Linked DNA regions of Homo sapiens: all the other regions are linked to region 3. The links are chromatin loops, found by intact Hi-C in ENCODE. Cell type or tissue: endothelial cell of umbilical vein. All regions are shown on one strand. Region 1 holds the start of LOC100505498 (a long non-coding RNA gene). Region 2 overlaps LOC105373667 (a long non-coding RNA gene). Region 3 holds the start of ZEB2 (zinc finger E-box binding homeobox 2). Region 4 overlaps LOC100505498 (a long non-coding RNA gene). Region 5 overlaps QTMAN (queuosine-tRNA mannosyltransferase). Region 6 overlaps TEX41 (testis expressed 41). Region 7 overlaps ARHGAP15 (Rho GTPase activating protein 15).

Region 1 (4,000 bases), 490 kb after region 3:
AAAAATGATTAGTTTCATAGCTGGAGGAAAAACTGCCTGTATTGTTCTTATTGGGACACATTAAAAACAATTTCAAGGGCAATTTTGACTGCACATTACTACTATGCTACAAATAAGATATGAAACCTTTAAGATATGACTCGTCTTAACTGTCCCATAATTTAACCTACAATCTCTATCTTATCAATAAAGATAGGATGTGTAATTTCTGATGGGAATCAAGAAGTATTATTTTGCTTTTTCTTAATCTCCCAAACTAGAAACATTCCTTTAAAATGAAGTTAGTGAAATGTTACTTGTTATCTGTAGTAACAGATAGCCTATCCTTTTCTATTTCTATGTGATCACAAATTTTATTTTGTAACCCATCTATCTTTTAATATATTCTAGAATTCCCTTAACATTGTGTAGATTTTCCCATGTTCAGATATTCTGGCTTGAATTCAGGGGGCAATAATAGATACTCCTTAAGTGTGGTTTTAGTTCTTATCCTGCAAAGTGCTTAGCACCAGTCTTTCCAATTTCTGCTCCTGCAGCTTCTCCTCTTCATAAACCAAATTTCATAGTGCCTTCAAGGTCCAGGCAAAGATTCAGCATTTTCATAACGTTTTCTCTGAATAGTAATGCCCTATGGTAAGAATTTCCTCTCATAATGTACTCATCATGTGTAAAATAATCATTCACTATTAAAACAAATGTTGTTTTATAATTGTTCCTGTATTTATTCAGTAAATATGCAGTGAACATTTACTATAATCCAAGCATGTTAGGTACTGTGATAGAACAGTAGCAAAATAAAGTCTCTTACAGTCTAGTCTAATTGTAATGGTAGTACATTTAAAATGTATCCACAGTCAAGTAAAGTGTGGTTTAATATAGAGAAGGCCTGGATTCCATAAGAGCATGCATATTGTTTTCTTTGATTCTACATTGGAATCACCCTAAAACGTTTTAAAACACACCAGTGCCTTGGTCTAATGTATGTATTCTTATTTACTTGGTGTAGAACAGACCTGAGACATGAGTATGATGAAGGTGCCCTAGGTAATTCTAATATACAGCTAGAGTTGAGAGCTACTGGGCCTCACTTCTGCTGAAGCCTGCTGCAGAGGCTTAGTTTACTGGATGCTCACACGTGCCCCTCTGGCCAACCATCAGTACCTTATTGGGCTTATTGGGCTTTTCCACCTTTCAGCAAAAATGGTAATAGTCAACGCCTTTTTTTTTTTTTTTTTTTTTTTTTTTTAAGATGGCTTGCTTTTATCCTCATTTTTTTGGTAGGATCTTTGGTACTACCAGTAAGGAATAAACCTGTGGATGCTCTGCTTCATAGCTGCCAGGAATAGCAGCCTTTGGAATTCTTCATTTATAAGTCATCTAATCAATTGAAGATCAGGCATCTGTAATCTTCATCCTCAGATAATGAATAACATCCATTTTATTTCTTTTACCAGCCCCTTTCAGTGTGATATGTTGGCCGTTAAGCTTTGTCTCCAGCTTTTCTCTAATTTTAAAGATGGTTTTCTGAGTCCAGCAATAATTTTTAATTTTTTTGAGTAAAAAATAAGAAATTCTGTGTGTATGATAGATAGAAAAGGATGAATAGTGTTGCTAATTAACCAGATCCACGCTACCAAAGAAAAAATTGGAGGCATTTATGCCAAGTCAGGCCAAAAATAATATTGTTTAAGGTACACAAGTAATTGAAGAATCAAGTTTTTCCTCCATCTGCCATGTATCTGGGTAATTGCCTTATTTCCCCACCATTTATCACACTTTCCTTTTAATTTTGCTGCATAAACATCATGGCCTTACCTTTTGTAGTATTGTTTTTTTCTTTAACTACATACTGATCAAAGGTTTAAAAAAACATGACTATAATCAGCATCATTACTTAAAAGGTAAAATTATTAAAATATAGTAATTCACTAGATAGGACAACGCAATTCAAAGCACCAAAAAGATAACAGGTTTAGCAAAACGGGCATATGTTAGTGATTATGCAATCATTTATTTCCCACAGATGTCTTTTTATAGGAAACTTCGGAAAATCCCAGAAGAACTGACCGAGTCATTTAAACCACAACAGGTTTCTTTCAACATCAAAACCATGGGTACGAGTGGGCGAGGAATTTTTTTTTTTTAAGGCAGGGACAGCCTGGTTCTGACCGTGCAAAGCTGTGGCTTTGCCTCCTATGGGCGCCTTGTGAGCAGCAGATCCGACTTCCTCCTCAAACCAAGTTATCCTGAAAACACCCAAGCAGAGGAAGCATTTTTTCACCATGACATGGGAAAGGGCCACAGGGATCCAAATGGAAACGGACATTTCATGTGAGTGACTGTGTCTACCCCACCTTGGCTTCTTGCCTAATGCAACAGACACTTAGGTGGCTGAAGAGGGAAATTTTTGTTAAAGTGAATCCAGCTCTGAGTTGGACACACAGCTTTTTGACTGGCGGCCGAGTTCCTTGTGCTAGCTGGCAAAATTAGCAAATTTTTCTTTTAGTTGTTGTTACTGGGTTTTTGAAAATGCCTCATTTCCTGGTAGCAGTTTTCTTTCTCTAGGAGATAAAGGGAAAGATCTCTTCTATCTACACCACATTAACACTTCTATCATCTTATAAACTATTTTCTCAACCAGGCATCCCCTGAAGACTCACTCTGGCAGTCCATGGCCTCGTGACAGCTGGCTTATAGCCATATGGTCTCAGAAAAGTCCTCCCTTCCTTGAGTGTGTGTGTTGATGGGAGTCTGTTTGCCATCATCAGAAGGTTCATTGTATGTGTATGACTATGGGGCTGTATGTGTGTGTATGTGTGTGTGTGTGCATAAGGGGTGTGCAGAGTGCCTAGTTGTAAGCTTTAAAGCATTCTCAAATAATACAATAGAGAAAACTAGACACTACAGTGACACTACTTCCCCTGTTGCTTCCTAGGGAGTAACATGTAATCTCTTGTGATGGGCCAACTATTATATTGATGTCATACACATCACTGTGTTAATATGAAATAGGCAGTCTTTTACACTGGTGGCAGAGTGAATTTACACAATCTTTCTGGATGGCATTGTAGTACTACAAGTCAAGAACTTTAAAATTGTCATATTAGGAATTGATTTTAAGGTCATGTTCGTAGGTGTACACTAAGATTCATTAGGTAAGATTTTTGTTGCCAGAGAAAAAGTGAAAACAACTTAAATGTCCAACAGCAGGAGAACAGTTAATCAGCTACAGCATGTTCATCTAATTAAAGATTTTGCAGTTGTGTTTTTAAAGAATATCCAATGATATGGGGATAAGGTTTTAACTAATGTAGAGTGAAGGGAAAAAAGAATAAGAAACTAACACAGTTTTGTGGCAACTTCCTTTAAATATATATGTATTCTTCTATAGAGTAAATCACTAACAGCAAATATACTAAAGTTGTAGCAGTGATTTTCTCTATAGATTGGCATTCCATGTAGGATGGACGGATAGATAGATAGATGACAGATAGGCTAGATAGATAGATATTATATAGAGAAAACTTTTTCTTGTAATGAGGAAAATGCAATTTATTAGACATATAAAAGAAAAATGTTTACCCAATCTATAAATATTTCAAAGTATGAACATATCTAATGTTAAAATATATTTAATAAAACATTTTTCTTTCATAGGTCTAACCACCACAGAAGAGAAATTGTTTAAACCCCAATAAGAAATCCTAGATAGGGCAGGCCAGGTGCAGTGGCTCACGCCTGTAATCCCAGCACTTTGGGAGGCTGAGGCCGGTGGATCACGAGATCAGGAGATCGAGACCATCCTGGCTAACACGGTGAAACCTCGTCTCTACTAAAAATACAAAAAATTAGCCTGGTGTGGTGGTGGGCGCCTGTAGTCCCAGCTACTCGGGAGGCTGAGTCAGGAGAGTGGTGTGAAGCCGGGAGGCGGAGCTTGCAGTGAGCTGAGATCACACCACTGCACTCCAGCTTGGGCTACAGAGTGAGACTCCATCTCAAA
Region 2 (4,000 bases), 1.8 Mb after region 3:
ACATGATATGTTTCAGCAAGTGAAAAAATCCTGTAAATTTCACAAGGCCACTGCATATAATGAAGTACCTTATGTAGCCTTAAAGCAATCACTGTAACTATTGCAGAACCTTCATCTAGATATGAGGATAACAGTTAAGTTTGCTACTAATTTTCCAAGTTCAAATCCAAGAGGGTGTCATTCTCAGCACACCATGTAATTCAGAGACAACCTGAACATCAGCAAACCCAGAACAACCCAGATGCTATCAAGAATCTAAGAGTCATAGATTCCTAAGACTTTATGATCAACAAAGGTCATGGAATGTTTTTATTTAACTATATAAAATGTTCAGAATACCTCATTTTGGAAATTTCCTGGGCTTCATATTCGGTCCAAAGACAGCTGGGAAAAAACTTTTCATTAAAAATCCTTTTCACTGTTGGAAATGTGAAATGTATTATATAGGATGCAAAGTGATATTTACCTATGTACATGAAGTCATAAAATCATTGAGATTATTCCTGTTACCAGTAAGTTATTTTCCATTATAACAGAAAGGGCCTCTTTTTCTCCAATTCTCCAAATAACCAAAAGTTTGATCTCCGTAAGACAGAAAAATAAAACAAATGACAGACATTAGGGAGGTGCCTTAGATTCTTTGACTTCAATTTAAGGAAAAGAGGCATTTACAGCCATTGACAAAAATAGCCTAGAGCCCATGTAGTTGTGATTTTGTGGGTGACAATGTCTCTCATTCATCTAACAGCTGAAGGTTAGTCTCTGAAAATCAGCCACTATTTACCTTAGTCTCAGCCTGACAGAAGCATCCACTGCTTAGAAGGATCCAAGTGTGCAGGGCCAATATTTACTTCTGATGTGCTGAGAGGTGAGAAATTATAAAACCTGCCCAAATAAAAGCAATTTAAATTTTCCAGACATTTATACTCAGTGTTAAACTCTTTATATATGACTATCTTCAGCTACCTGAAATTTTATCCTATTAATAAAGGTTAAGCACCTTGACATTTATTTTTGCCTGCTCAAGTTTAAATTTACTCAATGAAATAACATACAGATCCACTATAATAAGTATAATAATTATTTCGTATAACCTCCTTCTCAGTTAGAAGTTAAATTTTATTTTGAAGTAAACTAAATTAGGATAATTAAGATATAATATGGTGAAAACTTGACTAAATACATACAAAGAAAAAATAATGTGGTATTTTAATTAAAACATAATATCTACATGAAATATATAATTCTTTTCAAAACTATTTCTTCTTTCTACTTAAGTACCTCATATCTACAAATGCTTATGAAGATGTCAGATTAACTATAAATCTATAGACTAAAATAAAATTGTGCCACTGGAAAGTAAAGAAGGAAGAAGTTGTAGTGCCTGGTTTCTATTCAGCAATTTTCCTTGAATAGTGCCTCCACATCTCCACATGATGATCATGATCATTCATTTATTTCCCAGCATGCAGTCTGGTTTCAGATTCTCAGTTTTGCTCTATATATTTATAAAAGTTTTCAAAAAAGGGAAAAGAAGGTCATGGACTTTTACTGAAGAGATTAAACGTCCCTTCAGCTGGTATATACATAGAAATCCACTTTGATTTAGAGAAAGATCCATTTATGACATATGTTGTCAAGTGTTTTTAAAAATAAGTTTGAGGGTGGAGTAAAGATTAGAAAGACCTCATATTTTACACTAAATGAATGACATGTTTTGTAGTGACAGGCCACTATTAACTTCCTTGCTCCTGTATTGAGAAGGAAACAGCTGGAAATTTAGAAGAATGTTTAAGAAACATTCATAGCCAATACAAACGCAATGAAGTAGGCTGAACATTGAGTGTAGAGGGAATCTCACACCTACAAATATCATTGAAACTCCCATTAATCACTGCATCAAAGTAACTAAAGCATTTATACAGAGTTTATTGAAAATAAATCACTTTATCATATGCTCAAATGTGGGGATGATTTTCTCATAGAGATTTCTTCTTGGGCTTCTGTAGTTTTTTTATAGAGTATCTCCTGCCCTCTTTAGTCCAGATTTTATAACTACATTTAGGAAAAAGATTTAATTCAACGGCATAATTCTGACTTAGCTTCTTTTCTTGCTTGATGAAAATAGGTCATGATTAGCCATTTCTGACAGAAACAGTTGACAGGAAATAGGACAGGAAATGATATAATGATTCCAAAATTGTATATTTCCCCAATGCCCTGCGGTTTGGGGAATGACCTTACAGTTAACCAGGAAATTGGGAGGAGGTATTGAATCACAAATACTTACAAAACTGAATTCACTTTTTCATCCCTAGGTCCTCTTCATGTAAAGAAATACATTCAAACTCTGGAACTGAAAGAGATAAAAATAAATTTAGCTGAGTAAATATTTATTCTTCTTATAATTTATATATATTTCTAGATTTTTGAGCGGACTATTTAAAGCATACATTAATATCCAGTTAGCTAACACAAACATAGCATATAAACCACCTAAATATTAAAATAAAAAACTTCTAATGCTTTAATATTTATGGAGTTTAACTATTTTCTCATGGAAATAAAACTTTGACGCTATTTATTATTAAAAGCCTAGTCTTTTTATTCACAGTTAAATCACTATGTTTTAAAACTGCTTTTTAACATGTGTTTTTATATGCCATATAATGATAAATTACATTAATATCTGGTCCATTGTTCATTTTTTTTTCTAAAATAGACAATATCTCCTGGGTGAAAAATACTCAATTAAAAACAACATGCCTAAAACTCACACAAACACATAAGCACAAGAATATATAAGCATAAAATGCAAACTACTTCATTTAAAATTTTACTCAAATACAATGTTAATAATTCCATTTATACTTTTTCTTTTGTTTAAAGTTACTTTATATCTTTAAAAATAGATCTCCAATTCAGGACCTTCCTAAGACAATTTATAGCTCTACAAACAGAAAGTGCAAAATCCATCACAGGAAGTCCGATTTTCACAGTGTGAAATAAACCTTTTTGTGTTACTCCAGCATGTTCTTAAGCCTTTTAATATTTTAAAATACTTAACCATTTTGTTTATATTCCCTTAGTCATTAACTTCAACCCGTTTTAAATTTATGTCACTGGAGGATCAAGAGTAACAAAGCTGTACAAATTTAACAATTAGCCTTACTATGTAATTGCTTAGAATAAACATCCTGATTAGTTAAATCACTATTAAATTTTAATCAATGTGAGTGGGTGTTTCTATTTTTGATTGGGGAATCCACATAGATTGTCTGAGAGACTCCTTTTTGTACATGAAGTTGATATGTTTCCTCTCTTCATATTATGCCTAATGGATTCCATCTCAATCTCATATAATGCACGATTAGTGAATAGTCAAAGACATTTTTCTTTAATATGATCTTTCTTTTCATGACATTAATGACATATTTTTCTCTGCTGAATTTATTTCTCTTACTGTTTAAATAAATAAAGATGTTTATAGATATTAAAATGTGACAGTTTGTTAGAACAGTATTTTAACAAACGGAATTTGGTTTCATGCAAATATTTGGGGTTATTTTAAGGGGAAAAGTGTTATTATTTATTTTAAAAGAGTAATGCTAATTATTTGGAAGATAAAATTAAGTGAAAAGAAAATACGCTGTGATTTTACCTACAGAATCTAAGATGATAATATCTAACAGTCCCAAAAATTCAAAAAGCAAGTGATTCTTTCAGTAAGATTCATTTAATTAAATGTGCTTATGAGTTTACTTTTTTTCTTGGTTTAACAATTCTTCTTTCAGAAACAATCAATCAATATAAAATAACATTGTGTTTTATATTCTGCAGAAGTCATTTCAGTGTATTACTTTAATGAATGCTTTTGAAGTCCTTCAGGTGTTTTCAGATGAATAACCCATTTCCTATACATTCTCTTATGCCATCATTGTGAGAGCATTATTCCTGAAGTCAAATGTTCAGAACTACTGGACCTTTTTTAGCAATCTCT
Region 3 (4,000 bases):
CTGGTTCCCTTAAATAGTTCCAGTAGAATTTTTTTTTTCCCTTAAGAAAGGAAAGAGAAAGTCCAACCACTACGGCAATACTTTTAAGCTCTACTAAATGATCGTATCCTTTCTGGCTTCGAAACTTTTGTACCTAAAAATCGAGAGAGGCGCTGCATTTTTTCAGTTGAAACTGTCAAAACTTGGAGAAGGGGGACCTCGGAGGCAGGCAGGAGAGGAGGAGAATCCTGAAAACTCGGTGGAGGTTGGGAAGATGCTGTGCCTCGAGGATTAGTTTAAACAGGGGGCTATAAAAGATGTAACAGATGCAAACTGTAACACAAGGGCCATTAACCCTTTCTCTGCCGGGCACACTCAGTCCCCACGCCCCACACCTATTGTCTCCTGTGCTAGAAGCTTTGCAGAAAACCTGGAAAGTGAGTATCAGTTTCCACACATTTGCTGAGAGGGGTGAAGGGAGGGGGGCAGAGAGAAGGGGAAGTGGATATTTTAGAAAGCACCTTAAATTTACCTAGGCATACATAGTAGGAGACTTTTAAGTTTGACATATTTTATCATTTCTTTCCTTGTCCTATTGATTTGAAATTGTTAGGGGAAATCCTGAAATAAAGAAATGGTCACACAAGTGTCTGGGATGAAACAGCTGGCCTGTCTATATTCATCCTGAGACACACGACTGCATATAAATACATGTTTAATAAAGTAAGTTGCTAGTTTTATGGGCATGTGTGTGTGTGAGAGAGAGAGACAGGGCATTTGTGCTGTAAACTTTATCTTTGCCTGTTACTCCTAAGTCTGGAGTTAGTAATCTTGCCTTCATCATTACAGGGGGAGCATGTAAAATATATCAGTAGGTGGGAGATAAACACATTCATGTTAGCCGGGCTCATCACTGTTCCTGGGAACTCCTGCTATCTCTCTCTCGACTTTTCAGTGCCAAAGTATGGAATGGGATATATGTGTGTATGTGTCTTCTATTAAATCCATGTCTATATTACTTTGCCACTAAAAATACAATTTTAAAAGTTATCCTAATTTAAAACCCTGATATCCTGACAGCAGTTTTCTTCCCAGCTGTAGTGCCCCCCCCTCCACTTTGGTAAACGACTCAAGTTCCATGAGGACTTTCACTTCTTTATTTATAATCACAGAAGTGAGGTGTTACTTCACACACATACACACACAAAGAATGAAATAAAGAAATGAAACTCGCTAAGCAGACAAAAACAGACAACTTTCTGCTTAGAAAACAGCCTTCTCGGTGGGAGAGGATGAACTGCCATGTCTAAGAGAAAGACTTGCCCCCGAATTTGTAGGTCTGTAACTGACCAAGTTTTGTAATTATTAACAGGTATTTGCCAAGTCCTAATTGCTGAATATAATGAATTGGAACTAGATGCGAAAATAGAGCAGGACCTCTCCCCTTGATGAGTTTTTATTCCAGCCATATAATTCTCAATAAAACTTTTCCTGGGCTGGATAGCAAAGGACACCTTTGGTTACCTGAATGAACAGGTACAGGGGAAATTATTTGGGGGAGGGAAAAAGGAGAGAAAAGCAAGGAGAGAGAGTGTGAGTGTAAGAGAAAGCGAAGAAGCCACTCTTGAGAAAAGCTTGCCATAAAGGAGCTAAACCCACCTGAAATTCCTACCCACGGACACCCCTTCTCACTTCAGACTCACATCCCCACTCAAAATGAGAAAATTAGAAAAGGAGGATGGAGGACGAGCACACCAAAAAGGGATAAAAAGAGAGAAAAGGGGAGGAAAAAAAACCTACCTGCGAAGTCTTGTTTGTAGTTTTGGCCAGAAATGGTGAGAAGAAAAAGCATGAAGAAGCCGCGAAGTGTGGGGGAGAAAAAGGTGGAAGCGAAGAAACAGCTCCCGGAGCAAACTGTACAAAAACCTCGCCAAGAGTGTCGGGAGGCAGGACCGTTATTCCTGCAGAGCAGGTTAGAACTGATCTCTTTCGGCCACTCCAGGAAACACAAACCTGGGGACGGACTGACGTGTTACGCCTCTTCTAATGACATTTTTTTCTTTTTCTTTTCTGTAGGAGAGAGACGAGAGACCCTGAAACACGCGCCACCTATCTTTGTGGGGAGGGATAATTGAAGCGCCCTGAGCGTGAGCATCATGTGAAAACGTGATCGCCAAGTTTCTCTCTGGGAAAGGATCTGGGATAGATTATACCTTGAAGTCTCCGCAAACGCTTTAGTGGAAGAAATGAAATTCCACCTCCCTCCCTTCCTCCTCTCCCTCCCTTTCGCCTTCGCCTCCCTCCCCCCTCCCTCCCTTCTCCCCCCCTCCACCCCCCCCTCCCCGCCCGTCAAGCCTTTGGCATCATTATCCTCATCACTAAATCCTACAGAGTACAGGGCGGAAAACGGTGCACACCATTCACAGAACTGGAGAACTCCAAGGGGCGAAAGTTAAAGGGAAAGATCCCGGGTCCTCAATCCAGATAGTCTCTTCTTATACAGATATCTCTAATGACCAGATTTGAGATGCACATCAAATTGTGTAGGTATCTCAGTACAGCTTCTGGAACAAAGTTCTCTGCCCTTTCTCTTATTGTTATTTTTTTCTTTTTAGGTACCAGAGCCAGAAAAAAAAATGCTGCATGGGAGCTGCATCTTAGGGCATGTGTATTAGGGTGTGTGCATGATGAATTTCTGGACTGGATCCCAATATTAAAAAGTAGTTTGGCATTTTAATAAAGGGTCTCTAAGTAAATTAAAATAGAACACTCGGTTGGCCGATCTCTGAATCTCTCTACACCTCGGGGAGACCTCACTACAAAGTAAGGGAGAGTGTGTAGGGAGGCAGGAGGAGAAACGAGAAAGGCCATAGAGAAACTTAGCAGGGAAGGGAGAGCATGATATTAAACGGCATGGGGTCTAAGTTTTGGAGTATATATTTTTTGATATTACAATTAAAGTAAGATTAAAAAGAAAAGACTCCACCTTTGCTCTGAAGGGATTGGTTATGCAAATATGGAAGGGATTTCCTGGAGAATACAGCTTTCTACTGTATGGTTAATTAAATAATCACTCAAAAGCTTCCAACGTGACGCTTCTGTCGTAATCCAATCAGGTTACATAGGTCCTAAACAAGAAAGATATTTTCCACATCTGGAAGTCAGCAATTTAGCAAGTACTGCACATTATTAACCAATTCAGAGCCCACTTCCCAGGGGAATTTTTTTGAAGTTTAAGTGTTCTTAACCAATGCTCTGCTGTTTTGTTAATCAAAAAGCTGGTTTACACTGCACATAATTGGAACTAATATAGAAGTAAATAAAGACAGCCAAATTTGAGGATGCTGAGCACAGGCATTTATCGGAAAAGGAAGAAATCTCCTATCCTCGGATGGTTCAGGCTCAATTTCTTAAATAACTGTGAGACTTTTTTTTTTTTCCTAAAGAGTGAAAGTGCTTGAGAACCTCAGAGCACAAATAAACTTCTAGCCTCACAGCATTTAGGATTCTTCGGAAAGGTAAAGGTGGAGGTGTTAAGAGGACCAGAGAGCTGCCTCACACCAATTTTTAAGCTTTAATATTGTTAAATATGTTACACCCTCCTGTTTCCAGTCTGATGAAATCTGAAACAAATAATACCCTGATCCAACACTATATTAAGATAAACTGCTTTGAACTGTGCTTTGAATGTGTGCCTAAAGCAAGACTTTGAATGCAAGAGTCACTGGCAATTGCACTCAAAGGAGGGACAAGCCACCACATGGGTTGCCACATCCACACTCCCAGAGGTATACGTCTTTGTATTTTGTATTTTTTTTTGCGGGGCGGGGGAGTGGGGTGGGGGTGGTTAATAGCTACCTAGCACGACCACAGCTAGATCTTGTTCTAGGATGCAAGAAAGTAGATTTTCACAGTTGGTTACTCACCTCTTTCCTAATTTAAGTATTTATTATAATGAAAATAGCTGCTGGATAAATTAACTCTCTCCCCCCACCCCATCACAGATAAAGTGTCTATAGAA
Region 4 (4,000 bases), 690 kb after region 3:
GGAAGAGTTATGTAATTTGCTTGATATCACATCAAGACGGGGTTGAAGTCTTCCAGTGTCTTTATTTATTCTTGCCAGTTGCTCAGCAGCCAACCTTCAGGCCTCTTTTTTGTTTCATACCCCTTATACAATTGGTCAGGAAAGATGACCGGCTGCCTTTTCAAAACAGGTCCAGAATCTGACATCTTCATTCCACCTCCACTGCTACCATCCCAGTCTCAGTCTCTATCATCTCTTGCCTGGAATTTTCTATCGGCCTCTTATCAGTTCTTTCTATTTTGATCCTTACTCCATACACTCTCCTGTCAACATAGCAGCCTGTATTAGTCTATTCACACGCTGCTAATAAAGACATATCCAAGACTGAGTAATTTATACAGGAAAGAGGTTTAATTGACTCATGGTTCAGCATGGCTGGGGCGGCCTCAGGAAACTTACAATCATGGCAGAAGGGGAAGCAAACGTGTCCTTTTTTACAGAGCAGCAGGAGAGAGAAGAATGAGTGTCCAGCAAAGAGGGAAGCCCCTTATGAAACCATCAGATCTCATGAGAACTAACTCACTATCATGAGAACAGGAAGTGGGAAACTGCCTCATGATTCAATTACCTCCACCTGGTCCCTCCCAGGACATGTGGGGATTATGGGAACTACAATTCAAGATGAGATTTAGGTGGGATACAGCCAAACCATATCACAGCCCAAGCAATCTTTTGAAAGTATATGACCTATCATGCTTTCTTCTGCTGAAAATCCCAGACTGAAACTTCATTTCACTGAAACTAAGAACCAAAGTTCTTGCAATGCCTAACAATTTCTTATACCAAATGTCAGCATATTGTCTCCCAATCATGATTTAATAGCCCATGAGCTAAGGATGACATTGCATTTTTAAATGGTTGAAAAAGAATTTTGCAAATGTATGATATGTGAAAATTATATGAAATTTAACTTTCAGTGTCCATAAATAAAGTTAATTGGAACATAGCCACTCACATTCATTTGTGCATTATTACCTGTGGCTACTTTCACACTACGTAGGCAATTGAATAGTTACTACAAACATCTTGTGTGTTGCAAAACCTAAAACAGTTACTATTGGACTCTTCTCAGAAAAGTGTATTGAACTGTAACCTAAAATATCTGGTTCCTGTGACGTCTGTGACCTCATCTATTGCTCCCTTCCTCTCACTCTGCTGCAGCTGCCTTGGCTTTGTTGCTCCTGTTTTGGGGCCTTTGCACTAACTCTTCTCCCTAGATTGCCCTTTTCCTAGATCTCCACATTGCTAATTCTCTTTACTTCTTTCAGATGTCACCTGCTGAATGGGGTGACCTACACTGAGTATGTCATACTGTAATACACACCCTACACTTTATAGTCTCATTCCCTCGTAACTTGCTCTTCTTTTTCTCCTTTATTCATAGCACAACCTTCTAACAGATTATACAATTTGCTGACTTTTAATGTTAAATAAAATTTTCTTTTTTTGCTGTAAAGCAAATTCCCTGTGTTCTGGCTACCACTTCATCCCATGCTTCATGGGCTGCAATTTATGCTACTTGCATGAGTCTGGTGAGACAGTACAATCACATGACAAGTTAAGCAAAGCAACTTTATCACTCATCAATAGGCAGCAAGGGACTGTGGAAACCTAGGATTCATGGCGGGCCGGTTTCCAGGGCTCAGGAAAGCTGCCTCATTTAATGGAATCTCATCTGTATATGCCCTACATCACACCACAGCTGAGGTACCCCAAAAGCAGTCCACCCTGGGCTTTCGACCTAGGGGGTCAAATGACATGTGGCTAAAGCATGGAAGGATATCCTGTTCTAGGAGGGACAGGAATAGAGCCCCAGATGTTCTGGTCAGTTTTGCCTTATCTTAGGATGCAGCATTCTCAGCACATTCTATAGTTTTCCTTGAGAAAGACAAGTGAGAAATGGGGGAGAACTGGTTTGGTCCAAGGCCACTCAGATGACTGTCCTGTACTTGCTAGAATATAAATCCCATGAGGTCAGAGATTTTTGTCTGTTTTGTGCCCCAAAAACAATTGCATTCAATACATATTACTTCACTGTTGAATGTGATACAGGTTGGACATCCCAAATCTGAAATTCTGAAACTTTTTGAGTGCTAACATGACACTCAATGGAAATGCTCAGTGGAGGGTTTTGGATTTTGGATTTTCAGATTTGGGACACTCAACTGGTAACTATAATGTAAATATTTCAAAATTTGCAAAAAAAATATGATATATGAAATCCTAAATACTTCCATCTCAAGCATTTTGGATAAGGGATACTCAGCATGTATTATATTGCTTCTAACGAAATAAGGTATTTTAATATTTGACCTTTGGTACCTCACTAGAGCTGCTATTTTGATTTATTATTTGTCCTCAAGGTCGTTAAACACAAAGAAAAATGTACTTCGTTATGTAGTTACTGAGTAATTTAGTTATGGTATTATTAAACACCATTCTCACTGTCCCAAGAATAAACTCATCTACCCATTGCCTTACTCCAAAAAAGCAATTAAACAATGTTGAATTATTAAAAATACAAATGTGCCTGATAATAAATGCCTATTATAATTTTGAGTTGTAGGCTGGGCATGGTGACTCATGCCTGTAATACCAGCACTTTGAGAGGCCAAGGCAGGAGGATCACCTGAGGGCAGGAGTTCGAGACCAGCCTGGCCAAGATAGTGAAACTCCATCTCTACTAAAAATACAAAAATTAGCTGTGTGTGGTGGCACGCGCCTGTAGCCCCAATTACTCAGGAGGCTGAGGCAGGAGAATGGATTGAATCTGGGAGGTGGAGGTTGCAGTGAGCCGACATTGCGCCACTGCACTCTAGCCTGAGTGACAGAGTGAGACTCTGTCTTAAAAAAAAAAATTAAATAAATAAAATAAAAAATAATATTTTTGAGTTGTATATACTGTTACTTAACTGTTTTTATGTGAGAAATAAGTGTGTCTGAAATGTTTAAATAATGAAAGTATTTCTTTATAGGAATATTATTAAAAATTATGTATATATATTTTTGAATAGTATTGTAGGTACCCATATTTAAACTTGTTTTGAAAAACTCTGATGAATAATGGCAAAATAATGTATGACTAATTTTTTTATTATACTTTAAGTTCTGGGATACATGTGCAGAATGTGCAAGTTTGTTACATAGGTATACACGAGCCATGGTGATTTGCTGCACCCATCAAACCATCATCTACATTAGGTATTTCTCCTCATGCTGTCCCTCCCCTAGCTTTCCACCCACTGACAGGCCTCGGTGTGTGATATTCCCCTCTTTGTGTCAATGTGTTCTCATTGTTCAACTCCCACTTATGAATGAGAACATGCGGTGTTTGATTTTCTGTTCCTGTTTTAGTTTGCTGAGAATGATGGTTTCCAGCTTCATTCATGTCCCTGCAAAGGACATGAACTCATCCATTTTTATGGCTGCATATTATTCTATGGTGTATATGTGCTACATTTTCTTTATCCAGTCTATCATTGATGGGCATGTGACTTGGTGCCATGTCTTTACTATTGTGAATAGTGCTGCAATAAACATACATGAGCATGTGTCTTTATAGTAGAATGATTTATAATCCTTTGAGTATATACCCAGTAATGCGATTGCTGGGTCAAATGGTATTTCTGGTTCTAGATCCTTGAGGAATTGCCACACTGTCTTCCACAATGGTTGAACTAATTTACACTCCCACCAACAGTGTAAAATCATTCCTATTTGTCCACATCCTCTCCAGGATCTGTTTCCTGACTGTTTAATGATCGCCATTCTAACTGGCATGAGATGGTATCTCACAGTGGTTTTGATTTGCATTTCTCTAATGACCAGTGATGATGAGCTTTTTTTCATGTGTTTCTTGGCCACATAAATGTCTTCTTTTCAGAAGTGTCTGTTCATCTTCTTCGCCCACTTTCTGACGTGGTTGTTTGTTTTTTTTTTCTTGTAAATTTGTTTAAGTTCC
Region 5 (4,000 bases), 420 kb before region 3:
ATACAATCCACACATTACTTGAGATTTCTAATGCAATGATTCCTAATTCTATGCTCACAGGATTTTCCTTTCTCTGTTCACAGTATTATGTTCTATCTGCTAACACATTTACTTCGAATTCCAATACTCAAATTACTTACTACTTAAAGCATTTCAAAAATATTTATTCCCATTCATCCACCCTTGTTCTTCTACAGATTCTCTTCACTTGACCTCTGGTATTCTTTAACCATAGAAATACTTGACTCCTACTCCATGAGGAGTTGACAGGTTCAGCTACTGCAGTTACTGACCACTCAGTGGGGGTTTTCACTTCATCACCCTCTTTCTGCTTAACTGTCTCTGTGGTTTCTTGTCCCCAGTGTGTCTGTTTGAGTTTGAAGTTCCAACTCACGCACTTGTTTTCAAACCTATTCGGAATTCCTCCCATCACTGAGGGCTGGAGGGTGGGAAGGGGAGGGAACGATCTTGATGTCATACACATGTGCAACCACTGCAATAATATAGGTGCTGAATACTCTCAATAGGGTGATGAGTGCAACTTCCTTCTGGTTTTAAAAATACTCTCCCCACTGCCCCCAGCTTTAAGTCCTCTGTCAAGAAACTCTGATTTTGACATATCTGGCTTCCTCAGCAATGCTTTTAAACCACTTTATGCTTGCTCCTCCAGTCACAGAAACACTTGTTTCAAATTTGTCTGTCTACCTCTTCCAAGTTCCTCATCTTTTCCTTCAATTTCATCCACTTGGTCTTTGGGGATGTTTACACTGAAGCTTATATTTCAAGACTCTCTAGTTTTCTCTCAAGCATCTCTAAGTCCTCCATGCGGTCTGAAGGCTTGCCTTGTCATCTGTATACTCTGTCTCTCTGCACTTCAGTTTCCTTCCTCTCTGACAAGAAGCTGCAGCACTCACAAGGCTGAGGCTCTAGTAGCACTAATGTGAGCCAGACCTGGCTGCGGAGGTGCTATGTAAGCTTCTCCACACTGAATTGACAATGAGTTTCTACACTGACCTTCAAGTTCCAAGTTTATTCTGAGGCATTCTGTAAGCAAGGCTCACAACCAATACGTCAAAATTTTCAGTTAAGGGTCCAAGCTAGGTTTTCAAAAGTTTAGACAGTAATTACATAAGCCACACCCAATACTTCCATGTCACCTTTCGAAGAGATAAACCTCATTTGTTAATGTGCTAACATAGCTCAACAATGTGAGTAAAGTACATAGAAGGACGCTGATTCTATCCAGGTTCAATCTAACCATACATTTGCCAACTGTTTTTTAAAGTTCCTTTAACAGTAAGGAGTCAAGGCCGGGTGCAGTGGCTCATGCCTGTAATCCTAGCATTTTGGGAGGCCGAGGCGGGCAGATTGTCTAAGCTCAGAAATTCGAGACCAGCCTGGGCAACACGGTGAAACCCCATCTCTACTAAAATACAAAAAATTAGCCAGATGTGGCGGCATGCACCTGTAGTCCCAGCTACTCGGGAGGCTGAGGCAGGAGAATCGCTTGAACCTGGGAGGCGGACGTTGCAGTGAGCCGAGATCGCACCACTGCACTCCAGCCTGGGCAACAGAGCAAGACTCTGTCTCAAAAAAAAAAAAAAGTAAGGAGTCAAAATGTAACTCTGACTTTCTCACTTTAGAGAAATTATTCCCTAAGGTAAACGGCACTTAACATAAACAAGATAGATGATGAGGAGAAATTACAACCTATTTCTCTTAGAAAAAAAAAAAAAAACTGACTTAAGCTGAGTGCTAAGCCAAGCTTAGTGATGGTGCTACAGCTCCGCACTGATTTCCCTTTCCAGTGTTTTACACATTGCTTGCTCCCTAATAATATTTACTGAAAATCAAGAAAGGAGTGATGTTGATGCTGTAGAGTGTTAAAAAGGCATCAAAGACAGAATCTCCATATATAAGCACCTAACAATCAAATGGCTGAATATACATAAGTCAACTGACAATAGGCATGCATATACATGACATATGCATCTGCATTTATAATTCTATATTTAATTTAAAAGCTTCCCCTATACATCTGTCTGGGACAGCAGTAAAGTAAGCAATGGAGACATAAAACAAAGACAGTATCTCACCACAATGTATCATATAAAATAAATGACTCAGTAGTCTAATACAAGTGATATTATTCACAACACTTTTTGAAGAGTATGGTACTTTTCAAAAACCAGTAAGTACTGTTTTTCTTAAAGATGCAAATGTAGTAAATAGAAGACAGAATGTTATTCTAGATCTAAGTAGGAAGAGAGTTGGAAAACAACAGGGATAAAAGATGCAAAGTCTTATAATCAAAAAGGAGAGTCATGTACTCTCTGTCCAGAGTAACGAAAGGACTAGGGTATGAGGGAAAAACAAGTATTCAAGCAAGGAAATGTGGGTTGTTTTTTCCACTACTGATAACGCACTGGACACCTGAATAAACTTGGCAGACTGCATTTCAAGCCGTAATTGTGTACGTCTCCTTCTTTCCACATTGTATGCTTCATTAAATCTTCCATGTATCCTGTACCTTGATCTTCCTCAAGCCCTTTCCACATCAAAACTCACCAAAATGGTCTAGCTCCTTATTTCCAGTTGGAATTTCCTCTCTGGTTGGGGTACACTTCTGTGACCACATCTTTTAAGCTGCATCTTATGATTCTTCAATAAAAATAGACTCAATTCCCTTCAAGGAAACTGGTACCAGAAACATTTCTGCCTCACAGAATCTATCACCTACAGGTAGGAATGTTCTGCTCTCTTAAGAGCTTTGTAAACTAGAACATGGTATACAAGTGTAAGCCGTGACTCAGCTGCTGTTATTAGTCACTTTACCCTTCAGAGTTGCTTATATCTAAAATAGTCTGTCTCACTCTTAACGTCGTGTGTAGAGAGCAAGTGGAATGCGAGTTTAACATATTTTATGCAGCACCTGGTACACCACATGCAAAAAGGCTTGTTGCTGATGACGCTAATGCTCCCTGAAATTAAAGTCTATCTTCTCATGATCACATAATAACTGGCAATCACCTTGAAATGGGAGTGTATTAAGCTCTATAAAACACAGCTAGTACTTCTGGCCCAAGTTCTGCTCTCAGTGAAACTAGAGAGCAGCAGCTCAGTGCTCCCCTCAGAATACACGTGTTTCAAAGCATTTAACCTTTCCATCATTCCCAAGAATATTCACAGTTACACCAGCCAGATTATTCAAATGACTCACCAAGTTTTCTTGCTTGTGTATGCCACTCAAATAAGAAAGATTAAATACAGCCCTGTTCACAGTAAATTAAGTAACACTAGAATAAGCATAGAAAAATGATTTATTCTTGATTCTTGTAAGTCATATACATCACCAAATCACTTTGGCTGTTATTCAACTAATAATTGAATTGAATTGGGGCTAAAATAACCATTGGAACTTAAATTTTCTTCCTTATACAGGAAGTTCCTGAAATTCCTCCTCCTCTAAAATACACATTTTAGAAACAGGATAATATCCAATGTTATCAATATATTCTGAATTTATACTTGGAGACATCCAGTATTAATCTTACTGATTTCTATATGCACATCGTGTTGACTTACTTATACAGGTAGGCTATCAGAGAATTAATTAGACATGAACTTAGAAATTAACTTGCTTAATGTCTCATCTATTCAGGAATTCCTTGAAAAGACTTGGCTACAATATTTCACATACTGATTGCTAATTCACTTTCATTTAGTCTTTCTTTCTTTTTTTTTTTTTTTTTTTTTTTTTTTTGAGATGGAGTCCTGCTCTGTCGCCCAGGCTGGACTGCAGTGGCACAATCTCAGCTCACTGCAAGCTCCGCCTCCCGGGTTGATGCCATTCTCCTGCCTCAGCCTCCCCAGTAGCTGGGACTACAGGCACCTGCCACCACGCTGGCTAATTTTTTGTATTTTTAGTACAGATGGGGTTTCACCATGTTAGCCAGGATGGTCTCGATCTCCTGACCTCGTGATCCGCCCGCCTTGGCCT
Region 6 (4,000 bases), 420 kb after region 3:
CAGAAAGAAAAAGAACTAAGATCCTGAGCTCAGGACTGTCTGGCTCTAAACCCCTTTATGTTATGATATGTTCTCAAAACAAATATTTGAGAAGTGAACACAAGAATAATGACAACCAAGCCAATAATAGCTCCTCTGAAAATGTTTCCCCTTCTCTGAAATATGGTATTACAGGATCTTGGAAGCAGAGGGATCTGCAGAAGTGCTTGCAACACTTTCAGCCTTAACCAGCATCAGAGACAAAAATCCTTTCTGGAATGAGGTGGGTAGGCATGGGACTGTTGGAGGGGCACATGAAGATTCTATTCACCGCAGGTACACAAACAAGTCAGTCATGGAGATGAAAGGTTCAAATCTTACTATTTAGCCAAAATCTACCATAATTTTTTGACCTTTGTGTTAGTCCATTCTCATGGTGCTATAAGGGCATACCCAAACTGGGTAATTCATAAAGGAAAGAAGTTTAATTGACTCACAGTTCCGCAGGGCTAGGGAGACCTTAGGAAACATAATCATGGCAGAAAGGGAAGCAAACACATCCTTCTTCACGTGATGTCAGCAAGGAGAAGAACGAGTACTCAGTGAAGGGGGATGTCCCTGATAAAACCATCAGATTTCATGAGAACTAACTCACTATCATGAGAACAGGATGGGGGAAAACGCCCTGATTCTATTATCTCCACCTGATCCCTTCCATGACCTGTCGGGAGACTACAATTCAAGATGAGATTTGGGTGGGGACACAGCCAAACCATATCACCTTCTATAAAGAAAATAAGCCCTAGGAAAAAATGCAGGAATATTTCTTTTACTGATGAATGGAACTTATAAACAACATCTAGAAGAACTTTTCAAAGAGTCTGCTACACCCTTCTTGGGATCTTATTCCCTAGAAAAAGTCGGATTCAATTGGGGATATGGAGATGTGCAAAGCATTAGAAACAAGTGACTGCAACTTTTTCCAAAAGATTCATAAATAGTAAATGACATTTTTTTCTGTAGGTTGACTCATTTAAGTTCTACCTGATATGTGTTTGTTAACATGGAGTATGCTTTAAAAAGGTGCAGTAAACCTATTGTTCTTTCCTATTAGATAGTTAAAAGGAAACATACATGAATTCATTTGAAAATAGGTTTAGGTAAATACATGGCACAAAGTAATTCTAGTTATTTGATCTAAGTTATGAAAAATGGTATGCTCCTACTGACAACACAGAATTGACCAATATCCAAAGCAGGCAGCTTTCATGGGACTGTGCTCATTGTCAACAAATGTTGGGAAAAGGTCAATGGTTAATTAAATAATCCATCACCTCAGGATAGAGAGTAGTTCTCAACTCTGACAATCAGTGACAGAAATATTAAAAGGTCAAAAAATGAGTTACAATATATTCTTGTTTGTTATTATGTATTATAAAGATGTGGCTCGATGCAAGAAGTAGAGGATACCAAAGGTTCACATCATTCTAGAAACAGGCTTCCAAGTAAATGCAGTTTGGATTATTTACTGGTATGAACAGCGTGAATTCCTCTGGAGCCATAGGCTTCTTTTGATTTGCACACTTTTTGAATAATACGCTTATGGACAAAGAACGTTTTGTCTCCATACTTGAGAAACCATGTGATGAGGGTGGAGTGGGGGTTCAGGGGAGAAGCTTCTTTTTTTGAGAATTGCTTTCCCTGGGGTCTGGTGATTTCAAGTTGCTATTTGCACTGTAAAAGAAGGTCTTTGCAAACGTGGTAGCTTTCATCTGCTGAGTGTACTTTCTTCTTATACTGTATAACTCTGTCATTCTCAGAGCATAGTAACATCTCCAGTTTCCTTACATCAAGTCCAGAATAACCCTTCTGTGAATTAAAAGCGCCATGCAAACTTGATATATTGATTTGACCTAATTTCCTTTTCCCAGCATTGGTTTATTCATTATGCTTTCCAGACTTTAGCTTTTGTTTTGTTTTTTATTCAATGGGAATTATTATTTAATTTGGGCTGCCTTATCTAGCAAAAATTCTTTCTCTATTACCCTCCCTCATTCCTTCTTCCTGCCCCAGAGTGCCGGTGATTCATTCTGAGTTTTTCAGTCTCAAGTGGAAGCATTTTTTTTCTTCTGTGCTATAGGTTGACTAAAAGAAATACCACTCACTTTGGGCTTCCTACTCTCCTTTCTCTTTTACCTTTTGGGTCCAAAATATGGAACACGGTCAATGAAAAGAGGTGGCCCAGAATAACTGCTTTCCAGGAAGCCATAAATCATGTGTGATTAAAGTAATTGGCAACAATAGAAAGAAAACATGTTCCTGCTTTGACTCTTTCATTTGCACATGAGAGGAAGCTGGTCACCATTTGAGATCACCATAGGTTTATGAGAGATAATGCTTTATTTGAATAGAAAAATGAAGCCTCTTACTTGTCCCTTGAGAATGTGGGGCTCAGCAAGTGATATTATATGGCCACGTCACCCTGCTGAAATGTTCGTTTATATGGCTTCTAAACGAGGGGTGCTTCGCCAGGGACTTTGACCCATGACTGTGCACATAGCTTTACCCCCTTGCCGTCTGGGTGATTGTGGCTATTTCCAATATGGGCAAGTGTTATATGATTATTTTATCTCTTACTGTAAAGCGTTTTGAGAGCCTTTGTATGAGAGGCAATATAAAAATAAATTGAATTGAACTATGGCTTCACCTCCTCACTTTTTAGTGCAGAAACCTTTAGAGCAAAAAGTGCAGAGCTGTGACAAAGGACAAGATTAAGACGATGTCAGGAAAATGGTTAGCTCTGGAGAGCCCTGACCCTGCAGGAGGAGTTTGAGACAGAGAGAGACAGAGAGAGACAGACAGAAAGAGAGAGAGAGAGTGAGAGAGTGTGTTTGTGTGTTTGTCACACTTTGGCTATGTGTTATTTAATGTCTCTGCACAACTAGAGAAAATCACATTTGTATTTTTATTAAGTTAGTCATTTTGAATCATGAGAGATACAGAATCTACCTGAAGCTAATGCATTTCTACTAAGACAAGGCTTGTTAATTATACAAATATATCTTTTACATAACATATTACGGTGCATTAAAAGCTGCCTGGTTAGTCTCTGAAGGGCCAAGGTCGGAACCACATCATCTAACTTTCAGAATCGACAACTGTAATAATTTTTCTTTTAAAATAAAATAATCTTGGCTTAGGGTAATAGGTTTTTCCTGCAGAAATATGATTTTGTGTTTTATGACACTGCATCAATACATTATTTTAATAAATGGCTCTTGGTTCACCAGAAGTGCTGTATTTTGACAATATCAGCCAACCTTTTCATTTGTTTAAGCAGGAAAAGTAGGGTGCCAAAATAAAGCTACTCCAGAAGAACATCTCAAGAATGTTTATGAAAACTGTTACAGCTACACTTATTAGAGTTAAAGCATAGTTCTAATTTGTCATGCAGAATTCCAGGGAAGTGAGTAATTTCTATATTTCTCTAAATGCCAGTGTTTCATATTTTGAGGTAACAATTTTGCTTGTAAATATGAAACTAGCAACATAGACTGCAATGTGACAAAATATATCAGAGATTCGTCATTATCTGGCAATAGTTGTTGGATGTGTTTGCTGCCATGCCACGAGGTTTCTTAGGAAAGTAAGTTGGGGAATGGAAAGATTTATCACCCCAAGTTATCTGACAATAGGCTTAATTTTAAAAAATTATTCAAATTATAATATTTCTCAGTGGTTAGGTCTTTGGGGGATGGCTTCCCCCACCCACTCCTCACAACCCAGAGCCTTCTCTAGCTTTCCTTGTTCCTGTCTCCATGGAGGCATTCTGAGACTCTGTAGCATTTTCATCCATAGAAGTTCAGGCTGATTTCAAGATTGTAACCACACTGACTGTTAAATTACCAAAATACAGAGAGAAAATATCTTCCTGTACCCGGAGTCTTGCTTACAACATTGCAGAGGGTGCTTTCCTCTGTAGATTTGTTGTTTATTACTCCTTTTTATCTAAAGCTCTCAT
Region 7 (4,000 bases), 1.0 Mb before region 3:
ATGTGGAGGGTCTATTTATTTTTCTCACCAAAAGATGCTTTCAAAGAAAAATTGCAGAAAATGAATTTTTTTTCCCAATCAATGTATATCCTGCCACCCCTGATCATTAAGTGCTGAAACGGTGGGATGAAGATAGAATGATCACACTGGCCAAGGTCACAGGAGTTTGCAGAAGATTCCAAAAATATTGGCACCCCTAGCAAGAGGTGCTTTCTAAATAATATGCATATTTTTATGGTTGTTAAGTGAGGAAGAAAGGATTACCAGTAAGCACACAGATGGGAATATAGGTGGGAAGTCAGGAGCTCAGGGTTTTGGAAGTGTTCTTTTTTGTTTGTTTGTTTGTTTGTTTGTTTTTGAAGAGGAGAGTAGAAATAATCCTTAATGTTGTTCCAGGACAAGAGACATGAGCATTTAGGGGACAAAGTTCATTAATGCTTGCCTGGAAAGCAGAATGCCTTTTCTCTCCCTCCCTTTTTTTATACTATTTTAAGATAGAAGTTTCCATGGCTCAAATGGATTTCTATCATTGAATTGTCCTCCTTGGTGTATGAAACTCTAGGTGTATTAGATTTACAAATGGAGAGCAATCCTACCACAGCACTTAAATTCAACAATGACAGTGTAGTTAAATCTCTGATTTCCTTTCTTTGGACAGCACTATTTACTTTGCAAAGCCATGTGATGTGCATTATCATCTCTTCTCAATTATTTAATTCATTGTCTGTCAAGGGCTAATGTTGTAGTCTACATTCTTTCCACTGTAAATGACAGAAACTTGTCCAAACTGTAAAAGTCAGAATGGAATTTACTAGCTACTTAATTGAAGAGTCCAAGGGACAGGGATAGCTTCAGGCATGACTGGATCTAGGAGTTCAAAATGCTATCAAATATATTTGTCTTCCATCACTCAGCTCTGTTTTCCACTCTTCCAGAGGTGGCAGCATAGCGTCTAGAAGATCAGACTCATATCTTCATAGTTTAATATCTCTCATAAAAAGAGGGTTCCTCTCTCCCAGTAACATCAGAAAAAGTCTCAGGATTTACTTGACAGGATCCACTTGGGCCACATGTTCATGCCTGAACCAATTACTGTGGCCAAGAAGATAAAATGCATATTCGTCACTGGAGATGGAGAGGGTGGAGTCAACACTACCCAAAACAAATGGCAGCAAAATGAGAAAGGACCATCCCCAAGGGAATCTCAGGGTGTTCTTGCCAGAGAATAGGAGGATAGACACAGGACCAGCAAAACCAATTGATATCTACCATACTCTTCCTAGCCAGTGTCATCTGTAAGCAGTGGATCCCATTGAGCTATTTTGCCAGACCTGGTCCTGTTGTGACTGTAATCCCTTTCTTGAAACGTTTGTCCAATGCTACATCCATATTTTTGCCAGGTGTATTTGCTTGCAATAAACAGAAATTTACTCAAGAGTTCTATTAAAATGGGTGGGAGGGGATCTCATGGTATTTATGGAGCTCATGACATGGGTATGGCAAGTGCCATGGCAAGGATACAGAGTGCCTGGAGTAGGCACTGGAAAGTCAGGAGCTGAGTTGGATCTGTTCCATTTGCCTCTCCCTGCAAACTAGTTCCTGTGTCCGCTCATCTGCGGCACATAAGCATCTTCCCAAATTGGCTGTCCCAGCCCCCAGGGTTTAAGTGTAGGCAGCCTAGAGTTCTCATCCCTAGAAACAACCACCTCAGTCTCTCAGTATCCAAATTCTAAATTTTGTAGAAGAAGCGTTGCTTTGTTCAAGCTTGGGGCACATGGTGACCTTTGATGTAACCAAGTTCACCTGAGATACTAGGTTCTTGTACTCCAGAGCCCCACCTTCTTGGGTGAGTACAGCAAGTTTCAAGAGAGGCTATAAGTGAGAAGAACAGTTTTGGCTTTGCTGGTAACTGGGGAAAGCAAACATCTGCCCTCTAGCTAGTGAAATTCCAGATGTCTAGGCTCTTTACTCACCAAGACACCAATGGCAGTTTTTCCCTTGTGAGGGACTGGATGCACTTGCCTGGACCACCAGTAAGTGGCAGTAATGTACCTCCCCCACTTCCAACATTATAACCGCTAAAAATAATCAGCAGTGTACTTCACCCAGCTCCGTGGCAATAAAAAATACCCTGTAGCTGAAATTCTCTCCTATCCATCCCAATTCAAAATCCTCTTCCAGGTCTTATCTCCACTTATAACTAAGTAGTCCCCATATGCTAGCCTTTTCACCTCTAAAGTTCTTAAAATAGGAGTCTATTTGCTGTCTCTACTTCTTCACCTTCTCTTCAAGTCTTAATTACAACTATCTGCTTTTCAGTTTCACTCCTCTACTGAAACCATTTTTCTTAAGGTCACTCATATCCTGAAATTGCCAAAATCCAGCGAACATTTTTCATCTTGATCTCTCATAACCATTCTGCTGCATTTGAAATACTTTTCCTTAATGTCTAAATTCCATTTCCATTCTCAAGACCCTCAAGTAACTGCATCTCTGTCTTCTCCAGTCAAGCAAGGAACTTGGCAGTCACTTTTACCTGGTGGATCAGCTCACCTCCTACACCCACTTGCCAAACCCGACTGAATCACTCCTTCTTGCCATGACAGGTTTATTGTCTTAGTTCGGGTCCCCATCCTCCCTCCCCCAAGAGCCTAATGCTCTGTGACCTTTCACAAATAACTCAATATCTCTGGGCCTTAGTTCCCTCTTCTGTAAAATGAAGATGATGATAGTATACACGCTCAAAGGATTGCAGGTGCATGTGAGAATTAAATGTTAGAATATATAAAGTACTTTGAGCCCTGCTTGGCTTAGTGTAGTGTACAATAAACCCTCACTATTTTTTTACACGTATCTGCAATAGCATTAGTCATATTATGTTGTAGCTGCTTGTGACAGTTATTCTGTCCACCTAAACTGTAGGAGATGGTGCATCATTACATTTTCAGGCTGGCACACAGTGTCTGGCTTATAACCTGCATGAAATAGTTACTGAATGAATAAAGCAATCTTTGCATTATTTACAATATGGAGCACATGGTAGGTGTTCACTAAATAGTCACTGAATGGAATTGGATGGAATTGGGTTAATCTGGAGAGAATGCAGAAGAGGTGCCATAAAATTTGGTAAGGCATAAATAATTTAAATTTTAAGGTGAAAGTAATTTTCTTTGAGACTCCTCCTGAGGATTGAAATTAAACTGAAGGCATAACTCCACATTCTTAGCAAATTTAGAACTTTTTTTTCTGTTTTGTTCACTCTCCAGTTTTAGTTTCCATGTCCTGCCAACCCTCTTTGTTTTCATTCTCACAGCATAGCTTAGATCATATTTCACCAAAAACCTGGACTCATCACCACCTATGTGAGTAAGCTATTGCTACATGACAAACAAACATAAAATCTCAGTGGCATATAACACCGAGCATCTATTTCTCATGTGTCTGTGGTGCAGGCTTGACTGGGCCACTCTGCTTTAAGCTGCAGGTCTGACTGGACTTGTCTCTTCACTGAGGGTTGCCCTCAGTTCTGTGCCATATGTATGTATTCTGGAGCCCAGGCTGAAGGGGCAGCAGCTCCCCAGGGAAGCTCTTCTTTGGCAATAGCAGAGAAACAAGAGGATGAGTAGAAATCTGCAATGCGTCTTAAGGCCTCAGTCTGGAACTGACACATTTCCACTCACATCATTCCAAAGAAGACATTTGGCCGAGCCCAATATCAAAGAAATGGGGGAAAATAAACACTGCACACTCTATTGGGTGGTACGAGATGGTTCCATGGCAAAGGAGGTGAATGTATACATCTAATTCAGAGAAGACAAGAAGGATTGTGCACAGTGATTACACCTATCACACCCTTATCCTGATTCTGGTCTTCGTAACATCTTTCCTAGGTAATCACATCAGTCGTTTAACTAATCTCCTTGTGCTTCATCTTCCCCACTATATTAACCCCCCCACCCTCCCTTTTCTTTACAAAGTGCTACCAAGTAAACCTTCTCAA

What was found. Peaks named below come from ENCODE experiments on the same cell type or tissue, not always from the same donor. Only the 100,000 strongest peaks of a DNase experiment are listed, where the experiment ranks them.
Region 1: a loop joins it to region 3, with 4 times the contacts of the local background. A loop is called at or near these places in 15 of 110 quality-filtered maps.
Region 2: it touches region 3 in a loop (3-fold over the local background); 4 of 110 quality-filtered maps call a loop at or near these places.
Region 4: a loop joins it to region 3, with 2.5 times the contacts of the local background. A loop is called at or near these places in 3 of 110 quality-filtered maps.
Region 5: a loop joins it to region 3, with 2.0 times the contacts of the local background. A loop is called at or near these places in 3 of 110 quality-filtered maps.
Region 6: a loop joins it to region 3, with 7 times the contacts of the local background. A loop is called at or near these places in 17 of 110 quality-filtered maps.
Region 7: a loop joins it to region 3, with 19 times the contacts of the local background. A loop is called at or near these places in 7 of 110 quality-filtered maps.

The regions. Positions count from the first base shown.
Region 1 is chr2:145,005,154-145,009,153 of GRCh38, forward strand. All of the region lies in intron 3 of TEX41 (testis expressed 41), which reads left to right. LOC100505498 (a long non-coding RNA gene) reads left to right here and starts at 1,248. Exons shown (of 8, transcript XR_923410.3): 1 at 1,248-2,331. RefSeq lists an enhancer at 1,683-2,882. In endothelial cell of umbilical vein, no CTCF peak of the experiment used is centred here; DNase peaks (open chromatin) are centred at 2,308 and 2,628; H3K27ac peaks cover 2,100 bases.
Region 2 is chr2:146,310,981-146,314,980 of GRCh38, forward strand. LOC105373667 (a long non-coding RNA gene) reads right to left here. Exons shown (of 3, transcript XR_923422.4): 2 at 2,291-2,356. Among named protein-coding and RNA genes, the nearest start is that of LINC01911, 520 kb to the right of the region's middle. In endothelial cell of umbilical vein, no CTCF peak of the experiment used is centred here; DNase peaks (open chromatin) are centred at 1,771 and 2,121; H3K27ac peaks cover 222 bases.
Region 3 is chr2:144,518,160-144,522,159 of GRCh38, forward strand. It overlaps ZEB2 (zinc finger E-box binding homeobox 2), which reads right to left and starts at 1,960. Exons shown (of 10, transcript NM_014795.4): 1 at 1,780-1,960. It overlaps ZEB2-AS1 (ZEB2 antisense RNA 1), which reads left to right and starts at 1,455. Exons shown (of 4, transcript NR_040248.2): 1 at 1,455-1,515; 2 at 1,800-1,951; 3 at 2,056-2,126; 4 at 2,595-2,740. It overlaps LINC01412 (long intergenic non-protein coding RNA 1412), which reads left to right and starts at 3,709. Exons shown (of 3, transcript NR_110570.1): 1 at 3,709-3,767. In endothelial cell of umbilical vein, a CTCF peak has its summit at 2,087; DNase peaks (open chromatin) are centred at 642, 902, 2,072, 3,042 and 1 weaker place; H3K4me3 peaks cover 2,301 bases; H3K27ac peaks cover 2,214 bases.
Region 4 is chr2:145,206,211-145,210,210 of GRCh38, forward strand. All of the region lies in intron 6 of LOC100505498 (a long non-coding RNA gene), which reads left to right. Among named protein-coding and RNA genes, the nearest start is that of LINC01966, 330 kb to the left of the region's middle. In endothelial cell of umbilical vein, no CTCF peak of the experiment used is centred here; a DNase peak (open chromatin) is centred at 1,861; H3K27ac peaks cover 243 bases.
Region 5 is chr2:144,097,125-144,101,124 of GRCh38, forward strand. All of the region lies in intron 6 of QTMAN (queuosine-tRNA mannosyltransferase), which reads right to left. Among named protein-coding and RNA genes, the nearest start is that of QTMAN-AS1, 160 kb to the left of the region's middle. In endothelial cell of umbilical vein, no CTCF peak of the experiment used is centred here; DNase peaks (open chromatin) are centred at 2,417, 2,717 and 3,157; H3K27ac peaks cover 363 bases.
Region 6 is chr2:144,940,684-144,944,683 of GRCh38, forward strand. The region is part of intron 3 of TEX41 (testis expressed 41); the gene reads left to right. Among named protein-coding and RNA genes, the nearest start is that of LINC01966, 61 kb to the left of the region's middle. In endothelial cell of umbilical vein, no CTCF peak of the experiment used is centred here; DNase peaks (open chromatin) are centred at 2,258 and 3,398; H3K27ac peaks cover 2,917 bases.
Region 7 is chr2:143,511,240-143,515,239 of GRCh38, forward strand. The region is part of intron 9 of ARHGAP15 (Rho GTPase activating protein 15); the gene reads left to right. Among named protein-coding and RNA genes, the nearest start is that of ARHGAP15-AS1, 260 kb to the right of the region's middle. In endothelial cell of umbilical vein, a CTCF peak has its summit at 2,027; a DNase peak (open chromatin) is centred at 2,052.